2 separate regions of the Homo sapiens genome follow, and region 1 is linked to region 2. A link is an interaction called in ENCODE POLR2A ChIA-PET data of the cell type or tissue named here. Cell type or tissue: A673. All regions are shown on one strand. Each heading gives the region's core, and the rest is flanking DNA. Links, peaks and the distances in the headings are about the cores only. Region 1 overlaps GRAMD1B (GRAM domain containing 1B). Region 2 overlaps CLMP (CXADR like cell adhesion molecule).

Region 1 (16,598 bases), core at 5,078-13,077, 430 kb before region 2:
ACCTCCATTCCCCCTCCCATTTCTCAGGTACCCAACAAGAAGGGAAACAGGAATACTTACATTATACCAACTCTGGCTTTTCTGAAAAGAGAAAATGAAAGAGAAGGTAGAATTAGTCAGGGAAGAAATGGGGGGAAGGGCCAGGGGGAAGGGCACACAGACAGCGGAGGGTGGGCAGGGAGGAGGGGTCCAAATGCAGCTGAATGCTTCCCATGTGGTTGCTCAGGAGGGGTCCTCCTTTCTCAAGGCAGTTCCAGAAAGGAGGCCCGGGAGCAGTCCATGCTGGAAGCCCACCGCGGGCGGGGTGGCAGGCAGCGGCAGCACCAGCTAGAGCTCAACCGGAAGGGAGTCGGAGCCCCATCGCAAGGTTCTGATGGGGTGAGGGGCGCGCTGTGGGCATTGGAGACCCAGTCCCCAAATGGGCCCTGACCAGAAGCAAAATGCTGATGGCGGCCAACCCAGCCTTCTGCTCTAAGACAGCCCCCTGTAAAAGGCAGGGTGGGACACTTTCGAGGTAGAAAGGGGACTACCTAAAACTCCCTCCAACTGCACTCTCAGCAGGCGGGTGAGTAAATCCCTCCTGCGCCAAAAAATGGGCTGTACCTAAACTGCAATGGTCGGGGAGTGCCTGGGGGTTCTGCGTGGGGCAGGAGGTTGAAGCACATAATCACTAAGGGTCCATTCCAACCCAGTGGTGCCATAATTCAGAACAAGCAAAACAGACCCCACCCCAGCTCCAGAACTTAAGTGTTCTCCATTCCCAGACCCAGGAGGAAGGGGACCTGAATGTGTCTCAGGGGAACAGGAGGGATAGCTAAGATCGTGCCTTGTCTGTCTTCAAGCCCTATGGCCAGTAGTCCTTCATGTACATCCCCCTTGAAAGATAGATGGACACGCAGATAGACAAGCTTGTGTGCACATATACACACACATACTCATACACATACACGCACAAATACACAAGTACACACACATATACACAGACACACACACACACGCACACATACACACCACACACGTGCACACACACATACACACATGCACACGTGCACACCACACACATGCACACACATCCACACGTGCACACACACATTCACACACACCACACACACATGCACACACACATGCGCATGTGCACACACATTCACACAGACATGCACACATACACACCACACACGCACGAATACACGTACACACACATATACACAAACACATACACACCACCCACACATGCAGACATGCACAAATACATGTGCACATGCACACACACCACACATATACACACACATATACACACAGGCACATACATACACACAGAGACACACACATATACAGAGACACACATATATACACACATACATTCACACACATACACACGCACACACTTGCGCATGCACACACACACATGCCTAAGCTCCATCTCTCGGTGGAGCTTAGATTATTTTCAGTTTTAGGGATCGCTGGGTGGGGGAGCTTTGCTCACAGATCAATACCTTAGCTCCACCCAGAGGTCTGGATCCCCTCCACCTGGTGTTAAAGCGTCCCAACCCAGAAGGGCAGACAAGAGTAGCCATGGTCCTCGAATGTCTGCTGTGTCTAGAGGGAAGGAAGCGACTACGCACAAGGGTGGGTGTGTGCCCGCGGTGATGACCAGTGGCCATGTGATCTATCTCCCCCATTCCACCTGAACTCTGTAAAGACGGTCCACCTTCACCCCCCACAGTGAAACCAGTCCACAGAGGAGCTGGAGGGGGCTGAGGGGCCTCGCGTGGGTGGGGCTGCTTCTGAGCAGCTTCGTCCTCACACATGCCCTCGATGGCCAGGATGTGACTAGAGGCCAGTAGCAAGGCTCCCAGTCCCCCTCTGCAAGGTGCTCTCCAGGGTCACTTCCCAACCTGTCACCACGGTCCATCCAGAGGCCACACCCTCCCATCTTAGCCTCATCCCCACCTCCAATTCAGAGGTCTCAGCAGGTAAAGGGCCCAAATCCAAATATTAAAAACTATTTTTTCCTGACAAAGGTGCGGCCACATGGGAGTCCGGGACCTGAAAACTCGCCTCTAGGCATTGCAGCCAAGGCTACCCCCTTCTGGAGGGGGTGGATGGGGCAAGCAGGCTGCGTCTGGCGTCTGCGCCTAGGGATGGCTCACTTCCTGCGTCCTCACACAGAAGCCCTGATCCGAAGCCCACAGGGCAAGAGGCTGTGCAGATGTTCATTACAAAAGACACCTCCCAGCAGTAGGAAGGTGCGCTCTGGGAGCTGCCGGCCCCAGCAGCCCCACAGTCTCCTTGTGCTTCCTCAAATGCAACCCAGGTCACGAGATCCCTGCTTTACAACGGAGAAACCATCTCCCAAGCTCCCAGCTCCTCGTCTCAATGCCGTGACCTTCGTGTAAGACGCTGGGAGGAAAGGGGGCAACAGGAACATGGGCTGACAGGGGGACCCCGGATGCCTGTGACTCCTCCTGCACGGGGCTCCCTCCTGCCCCAGGTAGACAGAAGCAGATGGTCCCTTTGCATGGGCTGGCACATCGGCGCTTGTGCCTTCCAAATCTATGTGGAACAAAGTGTGAGGGTCACACACAGCCTCAGGCAGGGAAGCCAGTCCTGTCTTTAACCTGATCTGTGATGCTCTTATATCTAATGTTTGCTCTTTTGTAAAGCGTGGGTAAGAACATGTACTAAAGAACTGAAAAGAAACGTGAAACATACCAAGGAGTAGGACTGTGCTGAGGCTCTGCCCTGAACCAGCAATCTCCAGGCAGCTTCTTACCTGCTGCCACTGAGGGGCCACAGGAAAAATGGGTCCCCCCTCCAGCCACGTCCAAAGCAGCCCCCGAGCCTGTCCACTGTGGGCAGGGGTCCCTGAACTCTGCCCAGAGGCACATTCAATCCCCGTGGTTCTGCATTCCCGGAAATGAGTCCCAAAGGCTCTGCCAGACGGGAAGGACCCAGACCCACAGGGGCAGGGAAGTCAGAGGAGCTGCCGGCCTCTGGGGGTGAGAAGGGGCGTCCCTCATCCTCTGGCTTTAGTTTGCTGTAGCGCCCCTACCTGGAGGACCAGGCCAGAGGGAAGGAAGGCACAGAACCAGGGAGCAGCAGTGGAGCCTTCTCTGACAGCTTATAAACACATGGATTTGGCCAAAGAGGAAGAAGGGAGTCAGGACAAAGACACAGCTGTTGGGGACATGCTCGTTTCTATCATTTTTCCTAGAAGGTCTGAAGAGCAAGCACTTAAAGGAATGCAAGGCCCCTGGAAACAGACCCAGGTTACTGGGAGGTGGTTTCCAGAAACATCTCCCACCGCGAAGGCTCCGGGAGTCTGGAAGATTAAGTAAGGTGCGGGGTGTGGAGGAGGTAGGGGGGCAGGGACTAGGAGAGCTCTACATTTAGTAGGAGTTAGAAATAAAAAACAATTCTTACTTTGATCAGGTTAAGTCTGTCATACTGGAAAGAAAACCACAAAAATTAGATTTGAAAAAAAAAAAAAAGGAAAGTCAAAGAAGGGTCAGTGCCACAGCGCCAGCGCGATGCCCGCACCGCGGTGGGGAGGTGTGCAGCAGGGCGGGAGGAGGCGCGCTTTGCCGCACCTGCTGCATAGCGCCCTCAGGGCAGGTGGGAGAGCGGCAGAACGGCCCCTCGCTCCCTCTGGTGGCCACAGGCTGTCACTACAGAGCGGAAGCTGGGCGGTAGCACAAACTCATTGGGAGGGAAGTGCTGGGGCCGGACTGCACCTAGGAGGGTCGGCCTGGACAGCACAATGATGGATCCAGAGGGGTCGGGCCTTAGCGATCACCTGGTGCCATGCCTACATAGTAGCAAATGAGGAAACTGAGGCCCAGAGAAGGGAAGAAAGACACCGTGCATGGGACCTGACCCCAGGGAGAAGCAGAGGCACTGGCCAGCTTGCCCAAAAAATATAAGGCATGGTGTCCTCTAGGGGTGGCCAGGAGACAGGGAGTGAGGTGGACCAGCTACAACAATATCAGTAAAAACAGCTATGAAATGGCTTGCTGGGAAGACATGTGATTAACCCCAGAAGATGTTCCACGGGGAGGGGCATGTCCCCATCCCGCTACCAGAACCTCCTCTTTTTGCCGCACCATCTACTTCAGGCCCTGGCCTTCAAAGAACCTAATTCCCCTACTGGTTCTTGTGTTCCTCTTCTGAAGTCTGTGTGTCCTGCACATGCACGTCCCAGGCCAATGCAATGGCTCCCAGCTCCACGTGGGATGCTACAGTGTCCCTCCTGGCACAAGCCCGTCCTCTTTTAACTCCATTGAAAGGATGGCAGGGCAAGTGTCGATGGCAATGATCAGTGGGAGAATGAGGTGGGGAAGTGGGTAACCAATGTCAGAAAACTCAGAATGTGTCTGCCAGGGATGGGCATGGCGTCCACCCAATCTCCCAGGGGAAAGGAGACCTGCACTCACCCCAGCACCTCCCTCCTCAGTTCCTATGAAAAGGCCCAGTTTGGCCCCTGATTCCTGCTCAGCTCTCAGTCCCTTCATTATGTCTCCTTTTAGCATCTCCAAAACCCCACTCAGAATTCTACCTGGTCCCTGACGCCTGTCCTGGCTGCCCCACTCAAATGATTTATCCTACCTCGGAGCTTACAGAACATCCCCAACTACTCAAGAGCCAGGCTTAGGGTGTACAGAATCTGGATGGAAAAGTGTGCAGGAGCAGGGAGTGGGGAGCCTGATGCCCCTGTCAGGCCATATCCACCCTCTTGCCAGCTGAGCCTCGAGCACCCACTAGTCCCACATCAACCAGGCCAGAGGTGGGAGGCACTCAAGAGGGGGCTGCCACAGGGCATTTCAAAACCCCATTCCCAGATATCAGATATGCCTGCACCTGCCGAGCCGCTGGAGCCCACAGAGATCTCCTGCTGGCTTCCTCGCTCCAGGTAAAGTTCCTCCTTCCCTGTCCACAGCCAGGAACGGCCATTTAAAATCCTCACAGCCAAGATGTGCATTTAGTCTAAAGATCACAGACTACAGGATTAGCCGTGTCGCCCCTTGTGCTTCCCTTAGGAAAGGGAACAGCTGTTCACCCTCCTCCTCCCCAAAGCACGGAGAGACTTGGGACTATTATTAAGTCATCCTCGGCTTCCCCTTCTTCGGGCTGCATCCCACCTCCTTGCCCCATGGGCCTTGTTGTTCCACAACACCTATCGCTCACCCTCCACTCGCTGCACGTTCTCCTGTGGCCTCAGAATTCCTGGGCTCCCGGGAAAGACTCTGGCACTGGCCACATCTCTCCAGGTTCTGCCAATGTTTGCCAACCTCCAGGCATGGGCACCCCACCCTCTGGGAGAACAGCTTTCCCCTCTGATCATGATTCAGGATCCTAAGCACACCATGAACCCCAGTCTGGGCAGTGGTTAGAAATGCTAAGGGGTGCCCAGGTTGAGCAGCTCTCGAGTGGGGAGGAACAGAGTACGCAGGCAGAGCTCCTGAGGGCGTGGCTGCTGCACCAATGAACTCATCGACCTGAACCCCTGCCCCCCAGTCAGCGCAGCCCTCCTGCCATCCTCACTCACCACTGCTGGGCAATCCAGAATCAACCACCAAAGGGGAGGGGCCTGGAGTACAACCAGATGGGGTCTCCTGCCCCAAAGGAATGAAACTAACGCCAGGCAGGGCTCTGTTTCTCGACCGCACCATGTAAGGAGGGAATAAACTCCCAGCCAGAGGCAGTGTCCAGGGAGCAGGCAGACATGGGTGCAGGGTCGGGAGTGGGGGAGGGTCTGTTCTCCGACATCAGGTGCAGTGAAAATGGGCCTTCAATGACTTCCAAGCCAGCCTGCCGGGGGACAGTGGGGCCGGCCCTTCTGGGAAAGGGACCAAGCAGGATATAAGGGCCAGAATCGGCAGGGCCAGAGGGAGGGGGTGCTGAGCACTACAGACAGATCGACACTAGAGGGGAGATAAAAGGACAGAGACAAAAGATGGCTTACTTTTGAGAGGCGCTTGTGAGACTAAGACCATGCATGCAAAGAAGGTATTTGGGAAATGGTGGGGAAGAAGAGGAGAGGAAGAACAAGAAATCAAAAGACAAATTCAAGTGGGAAGCCAGCTCCCATGCCTCCCAGGGGTCCCCAACCCCTTCCCAGGCCCTGGGGGTCCCAGGGTGAAGAGAAGTTTCCTGAAGGAGACCCTGGGCAAAGACATCTCCTGCTCCCCAAAGGACCGAGGGTGGGGAAGACATCTCTGGGGAACCATAATTAGCCCAGGCCCCCCTGGGGCCTATTTTAGGCATATCCATGGGCCAAGGGCCCCGGTACTCAGGGGGCAGTCCTGACATCCTTGGGAGGATGGAAAGGCCCTGCCACCCTCCTCTCTGCCAGGTGAGTACCAAGTGGATTAGTGCAAAGGTAAGGCAGGAAGGATGGCCGGGGAGGAGGTTAAAAATAGCATTCTGCAAGGTTCCCTGAGGACTCTCCCTAGCAGTATAATGTCCCAAATAATGTTGCCTTCTACCCCGGCTCTAGGAACCAAATTTGAAAACGGTAGCAGGAATAAGCAGATGACCCCCTAATGATTCCCAGAGCGTCTCCCCTCCAAATCTAAAAAAAAAAAATATGAGCCTCCCTACCTCGCCCAGCCCACCAAGAATGCTTAGCGGGGAAGATATTTAACTAGGGTCTCTCCTGCCTGCCCCGCCTCACCTCACTGGATAATGACTGTCTCTGAGCCATCAGGGCTGTTCATCACGTGAGGACCCTCGCAGATGTTCTCCGGCTCACCACCCCAATATCGCTCCCCGCAGCCCCTGACAAGGAGGTACCGCCTCAACGGGGTCCCGCTCACCTTGGAATTCTTGCCGCCGCTCCGGCCGGACTGGGAGGAGCAGCTGCGCTGCACGCCCTGCTCCGGTGTGGACGGGGACTTGTCCGAGGAGTGATCTGAGCCCTTCTCCACCATGGTGTCTCCGTCCTGGTTCTGCGGGGTTGGCGAGCGAGACCGCTTCCGGAGGATGGGCGAGCAGGCCGGCGTGCTGCGGTTGGAGTTACTGGCAGTGCTGCAGCGGCAGATGGAGAGAGGGAGCGGGGTGGAAAGAGAAGGAGGAGGAAAGGCAGGCAGTCAGTGATCGAGGCCAAGGACAAGCCCAAAGGAGCCAGCTCAGGGAGCCAGGTGAGGGGCTGGGGAGAAACCGGGAGAGAGGGGCCCAGGCTGCGGCTTGCCGCACCGTAATACTGCCGTTGGCCACGGGAGGGCAGCAGTGCCCATGTGGACACAGACGCACGAGCCAACGGGCAATCGACATCTAGACATGCATCCGTCCATCCGTCCGTCCAACCTGTTATTGTTTGAGCCCCTATTATATGCCAAAAATTGTCTGGGGCATATAGAATTTAATACCTGAAAGGCTCACTGGAGACCATCCAATACAATCAGCTCATTTTATACATACTGCAAATGCAAAGCTTCTATATTTTGTTCAGATATTTTTGTTCATGAAAATAACAATTACAATCCTATTTTTCACAGCCTTCACATACGCATTATTTCTTAAAACATTCCACCAAGGGAGTAATGGCAAGTACCATAATCCCTATGTTAAAAAATGAAGACCAGTGCCTGACAGAGGGAAGCTAAATGCCCACTGTTGAGAGAAACAAAGTGCAGCTCTTCTGATTTGTAACTCACCCACACCATATTATTTCCTTGTAAGGAAGCCATGTGGGTTCCTGCTTCCTCTGCCCAGGGTAAAGATGCACACAGCCGAAGTTCTCACATTCCATATTCCCTTACCCCAACATTTATTCCCAATAAGTACCTTGTACTTCCCACAGGACCAAATCCACTTACATCAAGGCTTATAAGCTGCAAATAAAATATTGACTATTTGATATTTCACTTCCGTTTTCAATGGACTAGAAGAAGAGATGAGAGACAGAAGGGAGAGAGAAACTGAATGCAGTTGAATGTTTGCTTTGCTTCCGAGAGTGGAGAAAGGAAAGAGATGGAGAAAGGGAGAGGCTAAGTAGAAAGTGCCAGCAGAAATGGGAAGGAAAGGAAATGTGAGATTGGAAAGCCTGCACGGGGCTGCTGGGGTGTCCTGCCCACCTGCTCAGCAGCCTCTCAGCTGGGTCAGGCTTCAGGAACACCCTGGACCCCCCTGCAGGCTGCATCCCAGCCTTCCCTCGGGGAGTGGGGTGCAGGGCTGGGGACACTGTCATTTGCATGAAGATGCAGCTGTGACCTCAGATGTCCCATTGGCCCCATTTGCAATGAAAACCATGCCCCTTTCAGCAAAACCTTCCACCTGGACATCCTTAGCAGAGAGAAAGGCAACAAATCCCAAGAGCCTAAACCAGCGAGTGTGGGCAGGAGGGGAGCTGGGGGCAGGCAGTGCGGTAACTTTTGGAAGGAAACTGATAAAGAAAAAAAAAGGAGACCAGAGAAAAGGAAGATAAATGTGCCCCAAATATGTATGGAGAAAAGCAAGGCCCAATGTTCCACTTCATCCTAAAACAGAATTTGCATTTAAAATCTCATTTCTAATACTAACAATAATTGTTATTGGGGGAGGCCCAAGATGCCTCTTTCAAAAGAGGCTCTTCCCGTTTTTGCCCCACCCATTCCTTATCCTTACTCTCTAAACTCGTTTGCTACCATAAACTCTGGAGAAAGGAAGGTACCTTCCTTTACTTTGGTTAGAGATGCCAGGCCGTGGGGCTGGTGGCAGGCAGATCCATGAGTGCACAACCCCTGGGGAAGCGTGGAGAGCAGGTGCCAACACACGTCTTTCTGGGGTGAGCCTCCTTGCTCTAGGGCCAACTCAAGCCCGTAACCACATATTCCAAGGTTTAAACTGTCTTCTAGGATTATGTTACTAGAACAACGAGGACCTCTACCCTCTAGTCCCAACTATAATAGTTTGCTCAAAAAATAACTAGAGAAGTTGGGAGTGGTGGCATGAGCTGTAATCCCAGCTACTTGGGAGACTGAGGCAGGAGGATCATTTGAGACCACGAGTTTGAGACCAGCCCGGGCAACATGATGAGATCCTGTCTCAAAAAGAACTAGAAAAAGGATGACAATCAAGTACATGCCTATCTCAGACACAATGGCCCCCCAGCCGTTGTGTAATTTCCTCACAAATTCCAGACCCTGGAATGGAAAGGAGATTCCTTCATCCTTCCCCAAACCCAGAATCCCTGCTAACTGGCTTCAAGCAAGAGGTTGGCAACACACTCTAACCAGAGGAGAACTGACTCCAACTATCCAAAACCACACGAATCTCACATGAAATGATCAAAGCATGAGAACTCCTCACCGCCCAGCAGTCCCACTTTAGCCCACTCTACACACACCATGCAAAGATCTACACACCTAAAATGCTGCCTTCAACACATCAGCCAATAAACAACTTATACCATCTCTCTGTGCTCTTAAGGCTGTTGATCATCTGTGCTGTTCTTGGAAACTTCTCCCTGATGACAAGCACCTCTCTTCTACTCCTCTGCCGGTCTCAACTACTGTCTCAACTCTTGCTACCCAGCCTGCAATTAATCCTTCCCTAAAGGTGAGTCTGTCACCTCCCTGGCCGTCTCCAGCTTTCTCTAACTTCAACCAGGCAGAGACTCCTCTACCTGCTTCCGGCCCTGGTCACAGTCGCTAGCCTGACCCAACAACCTGCTGCCAGGTGGATGCTTCCTCCAGACAATGTCTCATGAGTGCCCCACACTGAACACAGAGCTGGACATCTTTCCTCCCAGACCTCCTCCCACGACTGCCCATTCTCAATGGCAGTTTCATTACCAGGTTTCTCAGGCTGCAGACCCCTCTCTTCCATCTCACTCCACTAAAAAATGAGTCACTGAATTCCACCAATTCTATTTCTACAAAGCTTTTTACCTCATCCTTCCCTTCCTTCCCCAGGGCCCCAGTTCAGGTTCAAGGAATTCTGCTCACCCTCTTCCAATAAATAGCCAGTTGAGTGGTCTTCTCTGCCTCCTTTTCCTCTTCCTACTCACTCACAGCTGTGTCATTAATCTTTCTAAATACAAGCCCAACATCTTACTGTGTTCTAGTAGCTCCCACATTAAAGTCCCAAATCCTCAAAATGGAATCTAAAGTTCTCTGCTAAAAGTAAATGACACCTCTATGCTTTTTCTCTCCTTATATGCTCTTAAAGGGCTTGCATATTCCACACCTATACACTTTCCCCCAATTCCCTTAATATACATGCTCTTTCTCCTGCCTCCAAACTCCCATACGACGCACTACTTGAGCCTAAAGAGCCCTTGCCCTCTGCATCTCCCTGCTGGAGTCCTGCTCTTTCTTCTTTTTTTTTTTTTTTTTAATTCTGTTCATTCTTCAAGACCCATTTCAAATCCCACTTGCTCCAAAAAGCTTTTCTAAATCTCCACCTTGGAGCTGACTAAAGCACTGAAAGCACATAGCCTGGTATGAAGGACCTACAAACTCCTGGAGGCTCAGCCCTCTGCACGCCCCACACGACCCAGCAGGGCTCTGTAAGTGGCATGTTTTCCGCTGAACTGAATCCCATCCTAGTGACAGTCTTCATACCCTTGGCTTTACCAATTCCGAATATCAAGATGGCTCCCAAATCTGTACCTACAACCTGCTAATATTCATAAAAATAACTAAACATTATTGAGTGTTCATGAGCTCCTGGTGCAGCACCGAGTACTTATTAAATATTATTTCGTTTAATCCCCCCAACAAACCCATGAAGTTGCAAAGAACAGTATTATTAGTCCCATTTTTCAGGTGATATATTTGGATTCTTGACAGATTAAATAATTCACCCAAAGTCACACAGATGGATGGGAGGCAGGGCAAGATTTCAAACTTTCAAACACAGGCCTATCTGATTGTCAAGCTCATTTTCGGAAGCAGGCATTCAATTGTGTTTGTTTGCCCGGTGGACAGAAAGAGGCACAGATGGAAAGACAGTGGGTAGCTGGGTGAGTACAAAGAAAGAAGGAATCAACTTCCTGCCTCCAGGCTTCAATCCATTCTCTCTTTTCCTGTCAAAGTGAACTTTCTAAAAAGAGGATTTGGCATTTTTTTCATCCTTTTTGATGATTAAAGACCCCTATAATTTCCCACCCTCTGTGGAATAAAACCTGAACTCTAGACTATATGTTCCTCAATTATCTCACTCAGCCTACCTCTGAAAACCCCAACACTGGCTACATTTCCAGTGCACCTCTGCCTCAGCCATCGGGGTCTAACTGAGCTCCTGCCCCAGCCATCAGGGCCTACCTGCGCCCCTGCCCCAGCCATCGGGCCCTACCTGCGCCCCTGCCCCAGCCATCGGGGCCTACCTGCGCCCCTGCCCCAGCCATCGGGGCCTACCTGCGCCTCTGCCCCAGCCATCGGGGCCTACCTGGGCCTCTGCCCCAGCCATCGGGGCCTATCTGCGCCTCTGCCTCAGCTATCGGGGTCTACCTGCGCCCCTGCCCCAGCCATCGGGGCCTCTTTGTGCCTCTGCCTCAGCCATCGGGGTCTACCTGCGCCCCTGTCCCAGCCATCGGGGCCTACCTGTGCCCCTGCCCCAGCCATCGGGGCCTACCTGCGCCCCTGCCCCAGCCATCGGGGCCTACCTGCGCCTCTGCCCCAGCCATCGGGGCCTACCTGCGCCTCTGCCTCAGCCATTGGGGTCTGTCTGCAGATCCTTTTGCCATACACACTCACTCTTCCATGTCTCAGCAATCTCTCTCTCTCTCTCTCTCTCCCTCCAATTACCTGATGGACATCTACACTTCCAGACTAAGCCCACATATACCCCTTACATGTCCCCACCCGGTGCTCTACCTCCACTCTGATCCTTCTCTACAAAAGAAGAAATGTTTGCAGTTCTAGTTCTAACTCAGCAAAGTCAGCACTAAACTTGCTAGAGTCCTGAAACTCTTACCAGTTAACCCATTATCCCATGGATTTGGATGTCCTGCTGAGCAAACAAAACCAATTCCTGAGTATCTTCTAACACCTAACATGCATAACATAACATAAAGTTTCAAACCAACTTTATAATGTGCCATTCATCTGACCCTGCCACTATTATTAATAACAGGATTGCATTATATTTCAAAATCTTGGGATTTAAGAGCTAAAAATAAAAAAGACCTTACATATGCTGTAGGGATGGAAGGAAGACTGGTGTTAGATGGGCTATGGGACTAAGACTCCCTCCCAGAGTTTAGAGTTAGTATATTCAGCTCTCAACTTCACATGTAAGAAACCTGAGTCTAGGGGGGTTAAGTACCTAGACAAGGTGATATGACTTTGGATCTGGCTCTTCAGTTCCACAAATATTTCCTGACCACCTGGCATATGTGAGGCATTCAAGTTCATTTTGGTGAATGAGAAAGGATCTGTGTGCTTGGGACATTTCCAGTCAGGAAGAGCTAGAGGCCTATTCTTCCCGTGTTAATATAATCAGTAGGTGGGATGATAGAAGAGAATAAAGGAAAACAAGAAATGCTGCCTTGAGGATGTGGCACTTGAGCTAGATTCAGAAAATGTGTTGGAGTTAGCCAGGTGAAGGGTACGGGGTTCAAGGAGGGCACGGTAGGAGAGAAGAGAATGTTCGGGGTGGCGGACAGCATGAACAAGGGTGAAAAGGCATAAAATAGCATGGGATATATGGAACATTGACAGAAACCATGAGTCACCAGGTATAACATGCTCAAGCTGATGTTTTAGAGATTCCTGAAATCATCAGCTCTCATTCATAATAGGTCTTCTAAGACCCCCACCAGCCACCTTTAAGCCATGGCAGGGGACCCGGAGGTCATTCATTCATTTCCCCATTTCCCCTCTTTTTAAGACCTGCAACACAGACTATTATTGCTCTCCTCCCCTGGTTACCTTGCTAGCAAACAGTGCTCCCTGAAGTCTGATCACAGTATCTCATGCTACCTATGGTTTGATCCTACCTCCTATAGTTAGGTCTAGCTGATGTCCTTGAGAAAAGGGAAGTAGAAAAAGAGGATGAGGACTCTCTTCAGGCTTTCTTCAGTGACTCTCTGCGGCATCCCTGCCCCCACCCTCACCCCCCACGCCCACTGCAGACACGGTGGCCGCTACACCACTTTGCTTGGCTTTCTTCCTCATCCTTATCCCCACTGTGGTCCTGCAGGCACAAGGCAGACCTTGTCAGCAAGCCAGCTCCCTGATCAGCTACCCGTGCATTTTTCAGAATCCTGAGTAGAGCAGAATAGTTAGTTGGTGTTCCGGTGTTCATCACTTGAGTTAACTTGTTTGCCTTCAGAGAAAATCATTTCTGCCCCAGATATTGCAAAATATGTACCTGTCTCTCTGGCCCCCGGTGCCTCCACCTGCTTGGACTGCAGCTGCTCCTTCCTGCTTCCCTCTGCAGTGCGCCTGGCTGCCCCAGCCCTGGCGCATTCCCAGTCAGACTGTCAGCCCCCCTCCCCACACCTGGACACTGCAATGAAGTGTTGACTTCGTTGTTTCTTCTAAGCCCAGCCCTACAGTGACCTAGATGATCAAATGTATGGCTGTAATCATCTCAGTGCCAGGAGCACTGGTAATGAGAGATACAAACACCTATCTCATAGGACTACTGTGTTAAATGAAATAACCTAAGTAAAATATTTAGCACAGTGCTTGGTACGCTCCATAAATATTTTTGAGCTGCTGGTATTATTAAGAAGGCTCTTGGCTGGGTGCCGTGGCTCACACCTGTAATCCCAGAATTTTGGGAGGCTGAGGCAGGCAGATCACTTGAGATCAGGAGTTTGAGACCAGCCTGACCAACATGGTGAAACACCATCTCTACTGAAAATACAAAAATAAGCTGGGCGTGGTGGTGCACACCTGTAATCCCAGCTACTCAGGAGGCTTAGGCAAGACAATCAGTTGAACCCAGGAGGTGGAGGTTTCAGGGAGTTGAGATTGTGCTACTGCACTCTAGCCTGGGTGACACAGCAAGACTCCATCTCAAAAAAAAAAAAAAAAAAAAGAAAAGAAAAAAAATAAAGACTCTTGTTCCTCTCTGTAAAATGTGGAGTAAATATCTTTGTCCACTTTCCTCAGAGGTGTTGATGCTCCCAAGTCTCACTTCCCACAGTAGGAACCAGGAACACAAAGGATGCTTCCTTAACGTGCAGAATCCCAGCCTTAACCTGATACCACCCCCACCAATAAATGAAAATTTCCAGTGGATGGCCTCAGGAATCTGCATTTCAAAATAAGTATCACGGCTGATTCTGAAGCACTCTGAAGTTTGAGAACCACTACGCTCCCAAGAAACTATCTCTTAAGTATCAAGGAGTGAGTGACATATCTGCCAAAAGTGACAGAGACCTGTTTACAACTCCGGGTATAACAGCTGTGCAGTGTCCACCAGGTAGGTGGACCTGCTGGAATAGTAAAATCATTTGAGCTTGTCATAGGAATTGCTAATGTGGAAGAATCTGACATGGAGACGATCAGGTGTAGGCAGAACCCGATGGGACATCATCTTTTGATGTAGGAGCCTAACAATTACCATTGGCGCGAAGGCCCACAGCCATATCACAAGCACCTCCTCTGTCCTTGCCATTTGTAGCATGGGGTAAACGCTGATGACTAGTCCCTAATTCCTAAGAGAAGACTACCCTGTTATCCAGTTACACACGTCCTATCCTCATGCTGATTCCAAAGTTTCATTAATAATCTTTCTCAGTTCTTTATAATGCCACTGCAAATATCCATACAAATTAGCCAACTCCCCTTCGAATTTTCCCATAGCACACGCTCAAGTGGCTGAGAGAGGAGAGCCACAGGTGTATTTGTATAACATTTGCATGAAATTTACATGCTGCCTGCAAATGCCTCCATTTGCAGGTCTGCCCCACTAAACCAGTTCCAAATTCAGAGTCTACGAGGACTCCATGAAGATGGTTATTCTTTCTGTACTATCACTAGTCACTTGCTAGAGTCTACATTCTGTGCCCATGTCACGGCAGGTGGGAAGGGCAGACCCAACCAGAACCTTGTAGAGGGGAGTGAAAAGCCCAAATCACAAATACCAGCAGGGCCCCCAATTCCCCTTGGATCCTCCTCCTTAGATAGCAAACTACCAAGTCACTAGTAGTGACCTGGTAAGGCTTGCTTCACTCCTTGTCATAACCCCCTGAAGTTCCTGGTCTCAGCTCCTTTTACTCATGAAAATAAACCCACAGTCCCAAGTTCCCAGAAGATTTGACTGGTTCAGAGAAAGAGCTGAAAGGGCCTTTCAGGTCCAACCCTCTCACTGCTATGAATATAAAAAGGTCCAGAGAGATGACACGACTGTCCACCAAGGAGTTAACAGACAGCAGGATGGTTCTTCCCCTTCACAGCTCAGACTCAGATGCCCAACAGTGCCAATCTCAGTGCCTCCCCTTCCCCACACACACACTTTTCAGGATGCTGGATGGGACTGGGGTTCAAAAGGATAAGACCTGCACTGTTCTAAGAGAAGCTCCCTGTGACCACGCATGGAACCTGCTCTCTGTGTGCCTATCGCTGGCATCTAAGCCTGGTGATAACTGCCACCGGGTCCAGTTCCCTTTCTAGGGGAGAAAATCAAGCTGTGATTACCTGTTTGAAAGAAGGGACCAGAACAGCTTTGAGAAGAGTTGCTTTTTTTTCCCTACAGCATAGAAGTTCTCTTCCCAAACTTACACTAAAGCAGAGTCTCAGCCTGGTCCAGGCGTGCCACACTTCGGCCTAGATTTAGCAGGAGGTTGCATTTCAGCAAGGGACAGAAAGGGAAAGGGCTCCCAAGCTAACGCCTTTCTTCCCTGTCACAGTTCCTACAAATGCCATCTGCAGATCTGACACAGAATGGGCCTTCCCTACCCGCTGCAAGGGCAACATCTTGACAGAAATGAACCTCTTGTCCCCTCTCCTCCGTTTGGGAAAATTGTGGAGATTCCTGGAGGCCTTTCCAAATGGGGATCTTGGGTGAAGTGTACAAGGTGTTCAGGGACAGGATCTGCCCAAAATTTGGACCAAAGGTGGAACTGGACTGTTGCCGGGTTCAGACCACTGGTAGAGACACCTTACAAATGGAAGCCTGACAATTCTCCAGGCTCATGAACCAGCTACTGTGGGCCATCCGAACATTCACTCAGCGTCCACACGGCCCATGCCCCTACCTCCTTCTGCACTCCGCCCCTCACATGCCCTATCTCTGTAAATACTGTGTAGATAATTCAGGGCACTTCCTATGGGCAACAAGCCCCACTTACTGATTCCTCCTTCCCTGTCTTGTATAAATATTTCAGTTAAAAAAAAAACCCAAAACTTTAAAAAATTTTTACAAAGAAATTTAAAGATGGGACAGCCCATCCAAAACATTTGCAGCCAGCTGACTAATTTAATACCTAGAAATAGTCTCATTAGGGATCTCCTCAAGCCTGGAAGGAATTACTTGGTACAAGGGAAAGTCTGAGCACTGACTTTGGTTGTTGATGAATTTATTAATTGACTAATTAACATAAGGGCAAAGTTCACGGAAAGTTTTTGGCGAAGTAGAGAAAAGTAGCACTTCAGTTACCCTTCCAGTGGTGTTCTCAGTCCAGAGAGGTGATAGGAAGAGCTGGACCTGGGCAAAGGTTG
Region 2 (16,598 bases), core at 8,207-16,206:
GAGCTGGTTTCTCCATCACTAAAATAATAATACCTTCCTCACACGATGGGCGTAAGTACCAAATGAGAGAACGAATTTACTGTGTCGCAACTAGCAATCATCTGGTAAACACTCTTTCCCTCCCCTGCCTTCCCTAGTCTCTCACCACCTCGCTGTTCCCACCTTCAGCACTTGCCCAGGCTTCAGCACTTCCCTTGTGCAATGGTAATACAAGTCAAGAATTCTAGAATGCCAGAGTCAGAAAGGTCTTCCGAGGCCAAGCATGGTGGCTCATGCCCATAATCTCAGCACTTTGGGAGGCCAAGGCAGGAGGACCCCTTCAGGCCAGGAGTTTGAGACCAGCCTGGTGAACATAGTAAGACCATATCTCTACAAAACAAATTTTAAAGTTAGCTGGGTATGGTGGCACATGCCTGTAGTCCCAGCTACTCAGGAGGCTAAGTCAGGACGATCACTTGAGCCCAGAAGATCGAGGCTGCAGTGAGCTGAGATCGTGTCACTGCACTACAACCTGGGCAACAGAATGAGACCCTGTCTCAAAAAACAAAGCGATTTCTGTATCATCTATTCTAACCACCTAACTAACTTTTTAACCACCAAGGCTCTTTCTATTATTTTCCTCCCAATGAGCCCCATATTTTGAAATAGTTCTGACCACCAAACAAATTACAGTAACTACATATTTCATTTCCCATTATATTCATCAAAAGGATGTATAACTGCCCATCAGAACATCTGATCAGCGAGTGAAAATCTGGGCCTTCACAATGGATTATAATCATTTCAGTGGAAAGTAAAGCAGTTATTATTTTAGGGACCCAGAAAAATGAGGGGGATTTATCCAAGGTCATTCAGATTAGCTGCTGATAAAACTAGGGCTCAATCCTGGACCTCCTGACTCCAAATCAGTGATCATCCCCTAGTCCTAAGTGGTCACCTTATTTATTTGACATGACATGCCGTGTCATGATATCTCTTATGTCATGATATCTGACATAAGAGATTTAAATCCCTTCTAGCCAAACAGTATAAAACTTCAGAATAAAATATCTACTTTTTCAAGGCCCTACTTGCATGACTAACACAAGTGGGCAAGCCCTCTGCACCCCTAAATGTGGCTCATCAACACCACAGAACAGGCCATTGCCTAGGTGGCCTCCATGCTGGGCTGTCTCCCCAGCCAATGTGCCTATAGGTTCTACAGCTATTTAGCAGAGCTATAGGATAGGGGGCAAGTTTTGCATGTTCAGGCTTTCTGGTCCATACCAGCTTCTCATTGACGAGTAAGAGTCAAGTCAGAGTAGGGTGCAAGGAAGTCATCCTTGAGCCTACCTGCATGGAGGAGGGGGTGAGAGAGGGCACGGTTTGGCATTGACTCCGTCTTGCCATGGAGAGCAAGAGCTGAGAAGTATGAGGGCTCCATACTCATCCTGGTGTGGGCCATCAACCTCATTTATTGGCTGGAAGGTCAGCATTATGATAGGTGTCCAATCCCAACACCTTCTATAAAAGGGAACAAAAAAGAACCAAAGGAAGAAAAGCCTAAGAATTAAAAGGGAGGCCAGGAGAGGTGGCTCACGCCTGTAATCCTAGCACTTTGGGAGGTTGAGGCAGGTGAATCGCTTGAGCTCAAGAGTTCGAGACCAGCCTGGCCAACATGGTGAAACCCCATCTCTTAAAAAAAAAAAAAAAAAAAAAGTGAGGCATGGTGGCATGCACCTGTAGTCCCAGCTACTAAGAAGGCTGAGGTGGGAGGATCACATGAACCCAGGAGGTCGAGGCTGGAGTGAGCTGAGATCGTGCCACTGCACTCCAGCCTGGGGGACAAAGTGAGACCCTATCTCAGAAAAAAATAAAATTAAAATTAAAAAGCATTAAAAGGGAATCCCTCCGGCCGTGCAATGGAAATAATTAGTGCCTATGAGTAAGTTAAGTGAGCCTGTTGTTTAAAAACCAATACTTCACAAAATGTGTATGCTCTTTATGTGTGTGTGTTTGGGGCAGTCCCTCCCTTTAGTTCATAGTAGAGTTCCTTTTGAATGCTGCCGCCCACCTTAGCTTTATTAAGGGGCACAAGGAAGGAGGATTTTGTCTTTTCCATACTTGGGCCAAAATTTTAGGTGGAAGAGGTAAATCTTTAGGGACAAATATGGTCACGGCAATAGGATGCAAAGGAGAGAAGCTGGCAAGAGAGAAAAGGAAATTCAGAGAACCAGATTAGATAAAAGTTTTCAGTTGAGCCCTCCGTCTTGGAGAGAAAATATCTGAAACTTGTATTTGCTCAAACGCTGGAAGCCATTCTATGCCTGGGGGAGAGGAGAAGAGTTCAGTGTTCCAGATGACTGGCAAGCTTGAATGTCAGCCTTGCTGCAACACAGACCCGGAAACCTTGGGAGTTCCATCGGCGTGGTCCAGAGAGATGCCGTAATGTCAATTACATTTAATGTCACTGCTCTGTACTCGCTCAGCCAGATGTGTTCCATGGCAAGAGATGTTGTTTCCTAAGGAAACCTTTAGGAAAAAAGAATAAACGTCCTCAATGAGCTTCCTCTGGGGGCAATTTGTATCCGCCAGTGGCTGAACCACTTTATCCAACATCCTTCTCTCCCTCCAGATATTACGCACACAACCTCTATGCTCAAGATCCTTCACCAGGCCCTCCTGAGTATGTTTGGGACATATATGATATAAATGGGAAAGGATACAGGGGGCAATGTGGACACAAAGGGAAAAAGTGGCAAGGTCCTTGGCAAATAATTACCTATATTGAGCTAAAATTACCTAAATCAAAAGTTACCTGTCCTTGAGGGGTGTATTTTTTCCCCTGGGGGTGCCAAAACAAAGTACCACAGACTGGGTGACGGAAACAACAGAAATGTATTTTCTCACAATTCTGGAAGCTGGAAGTCTGAGATCAAGTTTTTGGTAGGGTTGGTTTCCTCTAAGGCCTCTCTCCTTAGCTTTCATTTTATTTATTTTTTATTTATTTATTTATTTATTTATTTATTTATTTATTTATTTTGAGATGGAGTCTCACTCTGTCATCCAGGCTAGAGTGCAGTGGCACGATCTCGGCTCACTGCAACCTCTACCTCCCGGGTTCAAGTGATTCTCCTGCCTCAGCCTCCTGAGTAGCTGGGATTACAGGTGCCCACCAACATGCCCAGCTACATTTTTGTATTTTTAGTAGAGACGGGGTTTTACCATGTTGGCCAGGATGGTGTTGGTCTCTTGACCTCGTGATCCACCCATCTCAGCCTCCCAAAGTGCTGGGATTACAGGCATGAGCCACCGTGCCCGGCCACCACGAACACTTTTTAGCTGGGCAGTGAACATAGCAGTAATAATATATGTGTATAGCTCCTTATAATTATTAAGATTTTTCATCAACGATCTCATTTTCATCACTACAAATACTCAGTGAAAGCATCAGGGCATCACTGGAATCATTCCATAATGATTATTATAGGAAATTGAGGGGAAGAGAGTTTAAATTGCTTTACCAGCAGATTCGAGGGCTGCAATCAGAACTGTGCTATAGGCAAATTCATCTGACAGACTTGTGAAGAATGCTCTGGAGAGGGAAGAGGAAGGAGGCAGGGAGCTATTCAAGATTAGAACAGGAGTGAAGTGATAAAAGCTGGAATTAGGGGAGTGGTACTAGAACTAGAAAAATGCCTTAGAGGAAACCAGCCCTACCAACAACTTGATGTTGCCTTGGATAATAAACATGCTAAAAATGAACATGCTATGAAATAAGCAAAAAGGCCCCTGGAAGGGTAATGCATTTATTTGGTTCCTATCATACTTCATATCTCAGCAGGAATTAATTGATCAGATTCTTCCCTGCCTTTGCTAAGTAGGAACACGAAGAAGGTGCAGCTCTGTTCCCACATGTCTTTCACAGGCATTTAGTATATTACCCTGTAATCATGTATTCATATATTGTCTTTCCCACTAGAGTATGAGTTCCTCCGCTGGAAAAGTGGCAGTACAGCATTGTATTCATTTTTGTATACCTGATACACAGCAAAATGCTTCTGTAGTTAGACGCTTAATAAATACCTTTGGAATGAATGAATGAGTGGGCAGGTGAATGAGTGAACATAAATAGCAGAGGCTAAGACCTTAAGGACAAGTGCCAGTGGCTTAGAGCCATCAGGTAAATCTGTCCTGAAAGACATCTCTCTAAGATCCAGAAACTTAAAGCCAGGACCGAATACTAGGTCACTTCAGGTGACAGCCATTTCCATATGTGGACTTTATCATAGAGAACTGCCAGGGAAATGGCAAAGATGATCTGAAATAACTTGTTCCACAGAATAGGTTTCTAGGTAGAAACCAATGGTTCCCTCTCCATGGCCCTGCCCTGGTAGTGGTCCAGGGGTCCTTTCTTGTAAGCTCACAGACAGCACGCTGGTCCTCCTTCCTGCTGCCATTCTCACATCACTGCCTGGCACGTGGCAGGAGCCACCGAAACACCTGTTGAATGAACAAGTCTGGCAGTAACAGAAAAGTGGTGAGATAAGATGGAAAGACCCAGGCCAGGCACAGTGGCTCGCGCCTGTAATCCCAGCACTTTGGGAGGCCAAGGTGGGCAGATCACTTGAGGCCAGGAGTTCAAGACTAGCCTGGACAACATGGCAAAACCCCGTCTCTAATATGCTAGGAGTGGTGGCATGTGCCTGTAATCCCAGCTACTCGAGAGGCTGAGGTATGAGACTCACTTGAACCCAAAAGGCAGAGGTTGCAGTGAGCCGAGATCGTGCCCCTGCACTCCACCCTGAGCGACAGAGTGAGACTCCATCTCAAAACAAAACAAAAAAAGAAGTCATGACTTTCAGAATTTGTGGGAGAGTGGGATGGTATTCTACCTCCTATCCACTTTCTCCCCACACCTACCTTCCTTCCTTCCTTCCTTTCCTTCCTTCCTTCCTTCATTCCTTCCTTCCTTCCTTCCTTTCCTTCCTTCCTTCCTTCCTTTCCTTCCTTCCTTCCTTCCTTGCTTGTTTCTTTCCTTCCTTCCTTCCTTCCTTCCTTCCTTCCTTCCTTCCTTCCTTCCTTTCTTTCTTTCTTTCTTTCTTTCTTTCTTTCTTTCTTTCTTTCTTTCTTTCTTTCTTTCTTTCTTACCTTCCTTCCTTCTTTTGTTCATCTTTTTGGCTCTAATTTAACCTGCCCCTGTGTCAAACCCCCACACCTTTCTGACCATGGAAGATCTTCCTTGGAACTCCCAGTAACTACAATTCTCACCTCTTAGTCTATTGTTCTCAAGCCTATCTGTCTCACCTGTCACAGCCCTCTATGATCTAATCCCTGTGTGTGTGTGTGTGTGTGTGTGTGTGTTTAGTGTGTGTGTAGCATTTTTTTCCAACTACTTCTGACAATAACATCTCTCCTACTTTTACCTCCCTTCAGTTTTCCTTCTGAGAAACCTTTCAGAGTCTGGGCACAGTGTCTCATACCTGTAATCTCAGCACTTTGGGAGGCTGAGATGGGAGGATCACCTGAGGTCAGGAGTTCAAGACCAGCCTGGCCAACATAGTGAAACCCCATCTCTACCAAAAATACAAAAATTAGCCAGGCATGGTGGCGAGCGCCTGTAATCCCAGCTACTCAGGAGCCAGGAGAATCATTTAAACCCGGGAGCGGAGGTTGCAGTGAGGTGAGATTGCACCACTAAACTGCAGCCTGGATGACAGAGTGAGTCTCTGCCTAAAAAAAAAAAGAGAGAAAGAAACAAAGAAAGAAAGAAAGGAAGAAAGAAAGAAAGAAAGAAAACCTTTTGAGGACCTCTTTTCCCTTTGAGAACCTCTCTTCTCCCATTTCCCCACTTGTTCCCAGTTCCAGGGATGCACAAAGTTCTCAGGCCTAGCCAGTTACAGCACTCCATCCCTATGGTGGCAGGAACTGGTTTGGCAATGGACACAGAACTCAAGATTGACCAAACCCAGGCTTTTTACAACTAAATTGGTCAAAGTTAAGCCTGGAATTTATATTCTGGGGCCATTTTGCTCCCCTTGGGAAGAGCTCACCTGAAATGAAGTCAACTCCAAGATAAACAGAACCCAGAGATGGTGACTGGTATATTTCTGATGACATGATATGTATAAGCACCTGCATTTAACCATGCCTAAAGCCAGAAATCCCTGGATTTTCAGATATAAAAATGTATCAGTTTCCCAGGGCTGCTGCGGGAAATCACCACAACCTGGGTAGCCTCAAACAACAGAAATATATCCTGTCACAGTTCTGGAGGCCAGACATCTGAAATCAAGGTATAGCAGAGTGGTGTTTCCTCTGAAGGCTCTAGGGAAGAATTCTTTCCTGCCTCTTCCTAGATTCTGTAAACACTTTCTTAGCATGGCTCAGTGGGCTCTGCAGATGAACACGTGGCATGTAATTTACAGCCATCTCCTCTGGTGGTAATTTAGACACCCGCTTCCTGAAAATTCAGGGCCTTTGATATTTTGCCCACCCCTCACCACATCCCAGCCCATCTCTCCTTGCTTGAGCCCATGTTTTGACTAAACAGAAAACAGATTCTAATTCCTGTCTTGAGAAGCAATGAGTGAATGCTCCGTAAGGATATACCCATGACACGGTAGAGGTAGCATTTGATGTGCTCTTCTAAAAGAGGCAGATGTTTCTAGAAGCCGAGGCATTAGGCACACCCTAGACCTCAGTCTTTATGGAATATAACAGAGGCAGTAAGTTGGAGAAGAAGTCTTGCTCATATACATTTCTTAGCAATGACTAGAACCTGGGCCATGCACGCAATTGACTAGCTTCCCACTGTAAATGTTAGGCAGGTACAGATGAGGCTTCTAGGACATGAGGGCAGAAGTTTAGGGGGGTTGACATTCAGACTTGAAGTTCTTCAAGGGAGAATCTGTTCATCTCTTAGAAGGTCTGAAGTCTGGAGGTAAAGATTCCTACTGTCCAAGGAAAATCTTGGGCATCCAATACCCTTCCCATCTGCTAATCTAAGTCAAGAGAGGATCTGTGACTAGTATGAGACAGAAGAAAAATAGAACGGGAACCAACTTATTTTGTGGACATGTAAATTTAGGCTATTCCTGTTCATGGGGTTGGATTTTCTCCTCATTCTTTTGCCATAGGCAGGTACATTCTTGCATGCTAAGCTCTATGCTGCCACAACTGCGGACCACTGATGCTCTTCTCCCCTTCTTCTTCAGATTCCATCCAAATGCCCTTGTGCAGAATTCAGACAAATCTGTGACAGCAGGGCATAGTGAAAACAGCATAAGCTTTGAGGTCAGAAAGACCTGGACCAAATGCCAGCTTTGAAAGCCACTTAAAAGCCCTGCGGCCCTAAACATAACAGCTACACTTACGTAGCACTTAAAACACGCCACGTACTATTCTATGTGCCCTACACATGTTAACTTACTTAATTCTCACCACTAACTCATGAGGTTGTGTACTATTAGCATCCTATTTTATAGATGGGGGTGTTCAGGTATGGAAAGGTCAAGTAACTTGCATCTAGGTAAGCTGCAGAACGAAGATGTGAATTTACACAGTCTGGCTCCAAAGTCAGTGTCTAAGCCACGCACGGTGGCTCATGCCTATCATTCCAGCACTTTGGGAGGCCAAGGTGGGAGGGTCTCTTGAGGTCAGCAGTTCGAGGCTGCAGTGAGCCATGATCACACCACTGATCCAGCCTGGGCAACAGAACAAGACCCTGTCTCAAAAAAAAAAAAAAAAGTCAGTGTCTTTAACCACTAAGGCAAGTTTCATTACCTCCCTCCATTCATTTCTTCAACAACTGTTTCCTGAGTGCCTACTCTGTACCCAGCACTGCACAAGATGCTGAAGATGCAGTCAAGGACATGGTCCTGACCCTGCAGGCACTGACATTCTAGTGGGAGAGGCATCACAATACACAGTGTGGGTTGCAGGTGTGCTATGGGAATCCAGAGTAGGGGCAGTCAAGAAAGGCTCGCTGCTGGGCATGGTGGCTCACACCTGTAATCCTAGCACTTTGGGAGGCTGAGGCAGGAGGATCACTTCAGCCCACATGTTCAAGAGCAATCTGGGCAACACGGTGAGACCCCATCTGTAAAGAAAAAACTATCTTTTTAATTTTTTAAAAAAGAAAGGCTCATTGGAGGATGTGACCTCTGAGTCTTATGGGGCCAGTGAAAGGTAGACCATGGGGCCACAGGCAGGATAAAAGAGAAGGACAGGTTTTTCCAGGTGGAGAAAATAGTGAATGCAAAGATAATTGTGTGACGGTTCATGTGCAGAATAGAAGGCAACTCAGTGTAGCTGGAACAGAGCATGGCAATGGGACAGCTACACGAGATGAGGTTGGAGAGCCAAGCAAAGTCATATTTCCAAGGGTCTTTCTACCGTACTAAATTTGAAGTTGAACTTGAAAAAAAATGACATTTTTAGAAAACATAGTGAATACACTGGAAAATATGAAACTGAAGGCAAAGAGTCCATTTTACACAAAGATGTGAGAGTTTGCATTAAGCAGGTTAACAGGGATAGAGAAAGGTCAGAGTCAAAGGTATTCAGGAGCTCGAATATATAGAACCAGGGCTGGCTGAATGTGAAGCAAAGGAAGAGCGAGGGATCAAACATGCCTCGCTGGTTCTTGGTAAGTAGGGAGTAGCCCCATTCAATCCGATAAGTGATGCAGGAGGCACAGCGCTGAATTTGAGGTGCTTGTGAGACCTCCAAGGGAAGCCACCTTGTCTGGTTATACTGGTCTTTGAGGAGGAGGTCTGGTGGTAGATTTGGAAGTTGTTGGCATCTAGGTGTGCACAGGTCTGGGGGTGACAATGATACCAGGGGAACTGGGGAGGAGAGATGAAAGAGAGCTGAAGTCAGAACCAATGTTCACAACACACGCCCATGGAAAAAGAACCAATGGCAGGTAGCAGGAAGGAGGAAATTCTAGAGAAGAGGGTGTCATGCAGGCTGAGGCCAGAATTTTAAGAATGAGGATGTGTCACAGAGCTGAGGAGTGGGCCGACCTCTACTTGTAGGTGGGTCTGCACATCTAACTCCCCACCAAGACTGTGATCGAAGAGCAGAGTGGTGTCTGATGCATCTGTTTTCCCAAAACAGCAGGTGCTTAATATGTAAGGAATAAGGAAATAATAAGAGCCAATATTTATTGAGTGTGTACATGTGCCAAGCACTAGACACTTTGCATGGGTAATCTCATTCAGTTCTCACAACCATGGTATTAGGTGGATGCTGTTTATATATATACTCCCAAAATGCTGGGATTACAGACGCGAGCCACCACACTCAGTCCTGATAGCTGAATTTTAACAGGGAAGAAATCCTTTGAATGGCTAATCTGACAGAATTTTCAGCATCACTATTAGAACTGAGAAGAAATGATGCCTGGAGGTGTGCCAGCATCTTGGTTCTGCAGCTTACCTAGATGCAAGTTACTTGATCTTTCCATACCTGAACATCCCCATCTATAAAATAGGGATGCTAACAGCAGCCATGGTGCACACAGCTGGCCCTGCCCTACCCTGAGCCCCTGTGCAGCGTTAATGAGCAGCTGGGAGCTATCTGCGCAGGCCCAGACCCCGCCTGCTGGGGTTATGGGCCTTCCCCTCCAGGGAGGGCTATAGGTGGGAGCTGAAGAGCAGGAGGAGATAAGTAAAGTAGCAGATGGCGCTAATTTCCTAGTGCACTTATCAAGCTCACTAAGGCAGGGAAGTGCGGGACTATTCAGCCTTACACAGTGAGGAGCACAGCTCAGTCAGCACATTAAAACCAGCCGCAAGGCCGGGCACAGTGGCTCACGCCTATAATCCCAGCAGTTTGGGAGTCCAAGGCCAGCAGATCACTTGAGATCAGCAGCTCGATACCAGCCTGGCCAACATGGTGAAACTCCGTCTCTACTAAAAATAAAAAAAATTAGCCAGGCATAGTGGCGGGCACCTGTAGGCCCAGCTACTCGGGAAGCTGAGGCAGGAAAATAGCTTGAATCCGGGAGGCGGAGGTTGCATTGAGTCCAGATCGCGCCGCTGCACTCCAGCTTGGGCAACAGGGCAAGACTCCCGTCTCAAAAAAAAAAAAAAAAAAAAAAAAAAACAGCCGCAGAGCTGAACCCACTCATGGAGCACACGCTGACAAAGTCTGTGACGTGCAAGTAAAAGGAGTGTCCTCTTACTTCAGTTTCTGGTGACCCAGAACTAGACCTTGGGCAGTAGTTCTCAACCTGTGAGTCACAGAGGTTGGCACGAAAACAGACGAGAGCACAAAGTTAACCCTTTAATAGCACTCTAGAGCAATGCAGTCCAGTAGAAAATATAGAAATAGAAATAGAATGTGAGCCCCCATGGAATTTAAAATTTTCTAGTAGTCATGTCAAAAAGACCAAAGAGAAACAGGGGAAATTAATTTTAATATATTTTCATTTAACCCTAAATATATAAAATATTATTTCAACATATAATCAATGGAAAAATTACTAACAAGATTTTTTACACTCTTTTTATTATACTAAGTCTTTAAAATCTGGTGGGTGTTTTACATTCACTATGCATTTCAATTCCAGTTAGCCACATTTCAATTGCTCCATTGCCACATGTAGTGGCTGGTGCAGCACTCGAGCCTGTAAGTCTGAAAAACCGGGACAGCAGGAAAGTCAGGCCCCTGACACACAATCAGCCAGTGAAATCTGAGGAATGGGGTCGAAAGGGATCCACCAGCTTGTACCTGAGGTCCATATGCAATCAGCTGATAAATCTGCAAGATAGAAGATATCCCTGCACTTCAAAAACTCTGTCTACTGCTTTATATGACTTCTTTTCTGTCACAATGCTCACCTTCATGTCCATTTAGCCTCAGTTTACCAAAAAAAATCATTATCCCCGCTGGGAGTGGTGGCTCATGCCTGTAATCCCAGCACTTTGGGAGGCCAAGGTAGGAGGATCACCTGAGGTCGGGAGTTCGAGACCAGCCTGACCAACATGGAGAAACTTCGTCTCTACTAAAAATACAAAATTAGTGGGCATGGTGGCACATGCCTGTAATGCCAGCTACTCAGGAAGCTGAGACAGGAGAATCGCTTGAACCCAGGAGGCGGAGGTTGCAGTGAGCCGAGATTGCACCATTGCACTCTAGCCTGGGCAACAAGAGCGAAAGTCGGTCTCAAAAAAATATTATCCCCAAATATTTATTGAGAGTACAGCATGCCTGCACTGTGCTAGATATTGGATCCAGTAATGTATTCTGCATCTACAATGCATTGCAGATTACAAAGCCCTCAACACAAATCAAAGAAGTTGGTGTATCAATTATCTATTACTATGTAACAAATGGCTACAAATTTAGCAGCTTAAAACTACACACACTATTTCATCATCTCTGTGGGTTAGGAGTTCCAGCTATGGCTCAGCAGGATCCTCTGCTTAGAATCTCACAAGGCTGTCAGGTGCAGTGGCTCTTGCCTGTAATCCTAGCACTCTGGGAGACGGATCTGAGGCAGACGGATCACTTGAGGCCAAGAGTTTGAGACCAGCCTGTCCAACATGGTGAAACCCCATCTCTACTAAAAATACAAAACTTAGCCAAGAGTGGTGGTGCACACCTGTAGTCCCTGCTATTCAGGAGGCTGAGGTAGGAGGATCGCTTGGACCTGGGAGGTAGGGGTTGCAGTGAGCCAAGATTGCACCACTGTACTCCAGCCTGAGTAACAGAGTGAGACTCCATCTCAAAAAAAAAAAAAATCTCACAAGACTATAGTCAAGGTGTTGGCAAGGGCTGGGTCCTCATCTGGAGGCTCAGCTGGGGCTTGTCATGGACATGCAAGTCGTTGAAATGCAAGTTGTTGAAGCTGTTGAAATGTGAGCCTAAGATCAGGCAGCTTAATCTGTGAGGATGTGAGGACGTACTTCCACCCTCATCACTCACGTGATTGTTAGCAGTATTGAGTTCTTTGTGGTTGTAGGACAGAGAGTCAGCTCTCTGCTGGATTTTGATCAGAGGCCACCCACTGTTCCCTGTCTCATGCCCCCCCCGCCCCCCATAGGCGGTTCACATGGCAGCTAACTTCTTCAAGGCTGGCAGTACTTCTAATTCCAGTCTGCTGCAAGGTTGTTTTATACAATTTAACATAATCATGGAATTGACAGCCCATCACCTTGGCCATATTCTATTGGTTGAAAGCTCATAAATGTGCAAGACAGAAGATATCCCTGCACTTCAAAAAACCTGTGACTTGGTTGAAAGTGAGGGTCGGGGACAATGATTGGCAACAGTCACTCAGCTTGTAGGAGAAAAATTCATCACTAAGGTCCACGGATGCTGATTCCATGGCCAATGTCCCTTCTAACACAGAGTGACAGTGAAACGTGGCTCCTGCTCTCAGGCAGCTGGCTAAATAATTGGGGATGGCAGCTAGAAATAAGCTTACCCAGAACTCCACAGTGTCCCCACACATGTGAGAGACTTGGCCCAGGGAATAGGTTGTAAGGAACCTCCACTGGGTTCTTAAACTGTCCCTTCCTGGAGCTAGGCAGGAACATCAGAGATGAGACATGAGACTTTGGCCTGGCAAGAAGAAATCATGGGCTCATGTCTAGGAGTAGGACTGCCTGTTTTAAGAAACCTCATCGGCCGGGCGCGGTGGCTCACGCCTGTAGTCCCAGCACTTTGGGAGGCCGAGGTGGGTGGATCATGAGGTCAGGAGATCGAGACCATCCTGGCTAACAAGGTGAAACCCCGTCTCTACTAAAAATACAAAAAATTAGCCGGGCGCAGTGGCGGGCGCCTGTAGTCCCAGCTACTCGGGAGGCTGAGGCAGGAGAATGGCGTGAACCCGGGAAGCGGAGCTTGCAGTGAGCCGAGATTGCGCCACTGCAGTCCGCAGTCCGGCCTGGGCACAGAGCGAGACTCCGTCTCAAAAAAAAAAAAAAAAAGAAACCTCATCCAGCCAAGAACCTCATCCACAACTGTTCCTAGGAGATTTTGCACTGTAACTCCTAAGTTCCCCCTTCTCTCACTTAGGGCTTAACTGTAGGATGCTAAGGTCAAAGCCGCTTACTATAGGTTTCCCACTTTCTCTGCCAGGCACTGTGGAAACTGCCCTGATCTTAGGCTCATATTTCAACAGCTTCAACAACTTGCATTTCAACGACAAGTCCCTAGTGGTATATCGGAAAGCAGTGCCTGGACAATCGGATCTCCTAATGCCTCTGTTACCCCATCCCCAACATGTAGAATCAAGGTCAAACTTAAGGAATTTTGGCTAGATCAGCCAGGCGCAGTGACTTACGCCTGTAATGCCAGCACTTTGGGAGGCCGAGGCAGGAGGAATTGCTTGAGCTCAGAAGTTTGAAACCAACCTGGGCAACATGGCAAAACTCCATCTCTACAAAAAGTACAAAAATTAGTCAGGTATAGTGGCATGAACCTGTATTCCCAGCTACTCAGGAGGCTGAGACAGGAGGATCGCTTGACCCTGGGAGGTCGAGGGTCCAGTGGGCCGTGCTCACACCACTGTACTCCAGCCTGGGGGACAAAGTGAGACCCTGTCAAAAAAAAAAAAAAAAAAAGGCTGGGGGGATTTTGGTTAGCTCAATTTAATTCTCTCTGGCTCTACCAGAGATTGTAGCCCATCTGCTGGGGCCACAGTGGAGAGGAGAAATTTTGAGTGAAATTTTCTCATACAAAAGCGAAGGAGTTATAAAACGTTCACCATGTTTTGGGGGGCGAGATATGCACACTGCAAGTGATGAATGCAAGACAATATAAGCCACTTCATAAACATTATTAAAAATAATAAATTAATTAAGTTTATATCGTTAAGTAAAAAGTTACTATATACACTAAACACCTTAGCATTTCACAGACAGAAGAGCCCATTCTGAACCAGAATCAGGTAACTTGATTTGGGCTTAGGAAGAGACCTAGGTTTAGAGCAGTGGTTCTCAGGTGACGGCAATTTTGTTTCCCAGGAAACATTTGGCAATATCTGAAAACATTTTTGACTGTCACAGCACAAGGAAGGAGGAAGGGTTGTATTAGTCTATTTTGCATTGCTATCAAGGAATGCCTGGCCGGGCGCGGTGGCTCACACCTGTAATCCCAGCACTTTGGGAGGCCAAGGCGGGTGGATCACGAGGTCAGGAGATCGAGACCATCCTTGGTAACACGGTGAAACCCCGTCTCTACTAAAAATACAAAAAATTAGCCTGGCGTGGTGGCGGGTGCCTGTAGTCCCAGCTACTCGGGAGGCTGAGGCAGGAGAATGGTGTGAACCTGGGAGGCGGAGGTTGCAGTGAGCCGAGATCGTATCACTGCACTCCAGCCTGGGCGACAAAGTGAGACTTCGTCTCAAAAAAAAAAAAAAAAAAAAAAAAAAAAAGGAATGCCTGAGATTGGATAATGTACAAAGAAAAGAGGTTTGTTGGTTCATGGCTCTGCCGGCTGTACATGAAGCACAGTGCTAGGCATCTGCTTCTAATGAAGGCCTTGGGAAGCTTGCAATCATGGTGGAAGGCAAAGGGGAAGCCCATATATCACATGGCAAAAGAGGGAGCAAGAGGTGAGGGATGCCAGGCTCCTTTCAATAACTCACTCTCACATTAATTAACAGATGATCCAGAACTCACTACCAGAGGGGAGGAGCCAAGACATTCATGAGGGATCCACCCCCAAGACCCAAACATCTCCCACTAGCCCACCTCCAACATTAGAGGTCATATTTCAGCATGAGATTTGGAGGGGACCAAACATCTAAATCATATCGGGGGTATGGATAGGTGCAACTAGCATGTAGGGAATAGAGGCCACTGTACACTGGACGCTGTTATACATCCCACAATGCACGAAACCCTCCCACAGCAAGGAATTCCCTGGCCAGAAAAGTCGGTAGTGCTGAGGTTGAGGATCCCTGGCCTAGAGTTGGCAGAGAGAAAGAGAGGAAAGCTTTGGGCAAAGGTTGTGTGTGGGAGTGTGAGGGTTCGGGGGTAGAGGGGAGGTATAAGATGGAGGCAGGTGGAAGAACAATAGAAACACCAGGACACCCCCCCACATTGTCATCTGGAGGAAGATTCCCTCCACCAACTAATGATAACTTATCTTCTGACTTACTGATCTCCATTAGCAACAAATATAAGAATCCCTTTTACATTTCACCTTTCATTCCTGTTCACCTTTTATTCCTGCATGAAACAAGATCTAATAACCTTTCAGAGGTTTCTTCAGACCGCGACAAAATTACCTTTCACCCCTACTATACAACCAAAGATATTTTAGGTTTAATTTTTCTCCTCCTCCTACTAGTAACCCTAGTACTATTTTCACCTGACCTCCTGAGCGACCCAGATAACTACGCTTTAGCCAACCCCATCAACACCGCATCCCACATTAAGCCAGAGTGGTACTTCCTGTTTGCCTATGCAACTTTACGATCCATCCCTAACAAACTAGGAGGCGTACTGGCCCTTGTATTCTCCATTCTCATTCTAGCAGTTATTCCTGTACTTCACACGTCTAAACAACAAACCATAATATTCCAACCATTGAGTCAGTGCCTATTCTGAATCTTAATGGCCGAACTATTTACACTCACATGAATTGGGGGACAGCCCGTTGAATACCCTTTTATCGCCATCGGACAGACAGCATCTATTATGTACTTCTCTACCATCCATTTTATTTTATTTTATATTTTTTATTTTATTTTATTTTATTCTATTTTATTTTATTTTACTTTATTTCGAGACGGTGTCTCGCTCTGTTGCCCAGGCTGGAGTGCAGTAGCGCAATCTCGGCTCACTGCAACCTCCACCTGCCAGGTTCAAACAATTCTTCCGCCTCAGCCTCCCAAGTAGCTGGAACTACAGGCATGCGCCACCATGCCCAGCTAATTTTAGTAGAGACGAGGTTTCACCATGTTGGCCAGGCTGGTCTCTAACTCCTGACCTTGTGATCCACCTGCTTCAGCCTCCCAATGTGCTGGCATTACAGGCGTGAGCCACAGCGCCCGACCCTTCTACCATCCATTTTAGAATCTTAAAATGTTACCACTGAAGCTTAGAGATCCAGCCCAACTCCTTTGTATTGCAGATGTGGAAACTGAACCCTAAAAAGACAGAATTGATTGCTCAAGGCCACAGAGGTTTCTAAATAGCAGAACCAGCTGCAGAACGCAGGCCCCTAACTCACTGGCCAGTCCTGTTTCTTCTGTTTTATTTTTGACATCTAACAGCCCAGTAACCTTTTGAACATCTCACATTCAAACCTCTGAGCTACAGAATAGTTTTCAATTCAATAGGAATCTCAGGAGGTTCCTGTTGAGTTGAAAACTATTCTGTAGTTCAGAGGTTTGTAAAGCTTTTCTGCAAAGGACCGCAGAGTAAATATTTTAGGCTTTATAAGCCAGACGATTTCAGTCACAAATACTCAATGCTGCTGCTGTAGTGTGAAAGCCGCCATACACCATACATAAATGAATGGGTATAGCTGTGTTCCAGTAGAATTTATTTATAGACACGGAACTTAAATTTTATACAATGTATGTGTCAGAAAACAGTAACTTTTCTTTTAATTTTTTTCACCCATTTAAAAATGTTAGAAGAGTCCAGGCG

The links. ChIA-PET counts read pairs that join two places held together with the same protein. Peaks named below come from ENCODE experiments on the same cell type or tissue, not always from the same donor. Only the 100,000 strongest peaks of a DNase experiment are listed, where the experiment ranks them.
Region 1: POLR2A ChIA-PET joins it to region 2 with 13 read pairs; 3 of 35 experiments call an interaction of 5 or more read pairs at or near these places.

What each region holds. Positions count from the first base shown.
Region 1 is chr11:123,567,795-123,584,392 of GRCh38, reverse strand. It overlaps GRAMD1B (GRAM domain containing 1B), which reads right to left. Exons shown (of 20, transcript NM_001387025.1): 3 at 6,816-7,026; 4 at 61-81. Among named protein-coding and RNA genes, the nearest start is that of SCN3B, 79 kb to the left of the region's middle. RefSeq lists enhancers at 3,583-4,192, 6,477-7,014, 7,613-8,112, 8,113-8,614 and a silencer at 5,054-5,276. In A673, for the core only: CTCF peaks have their summits at 7,007 and 7,213 (motif pointing right); a DNase peak (open chromatin) is centred at 7,242.
Region 2 is chr11:123,138,947-123,155,544 of GRCh38, reverse strand. The region is part of intron 1 of CLMP (CXADR like cell adhesion molecule); the gene reads left to right. Among named protein-coding and RNA genes, the nearest start is that of CLMP, 48 kb to the left of the region's middle. In A673, for the core only: no CTCF peak of the experiment used is centred there; no DNase peak of the experiment used is centred there; H3K27ac peaks cover 2,154 bases.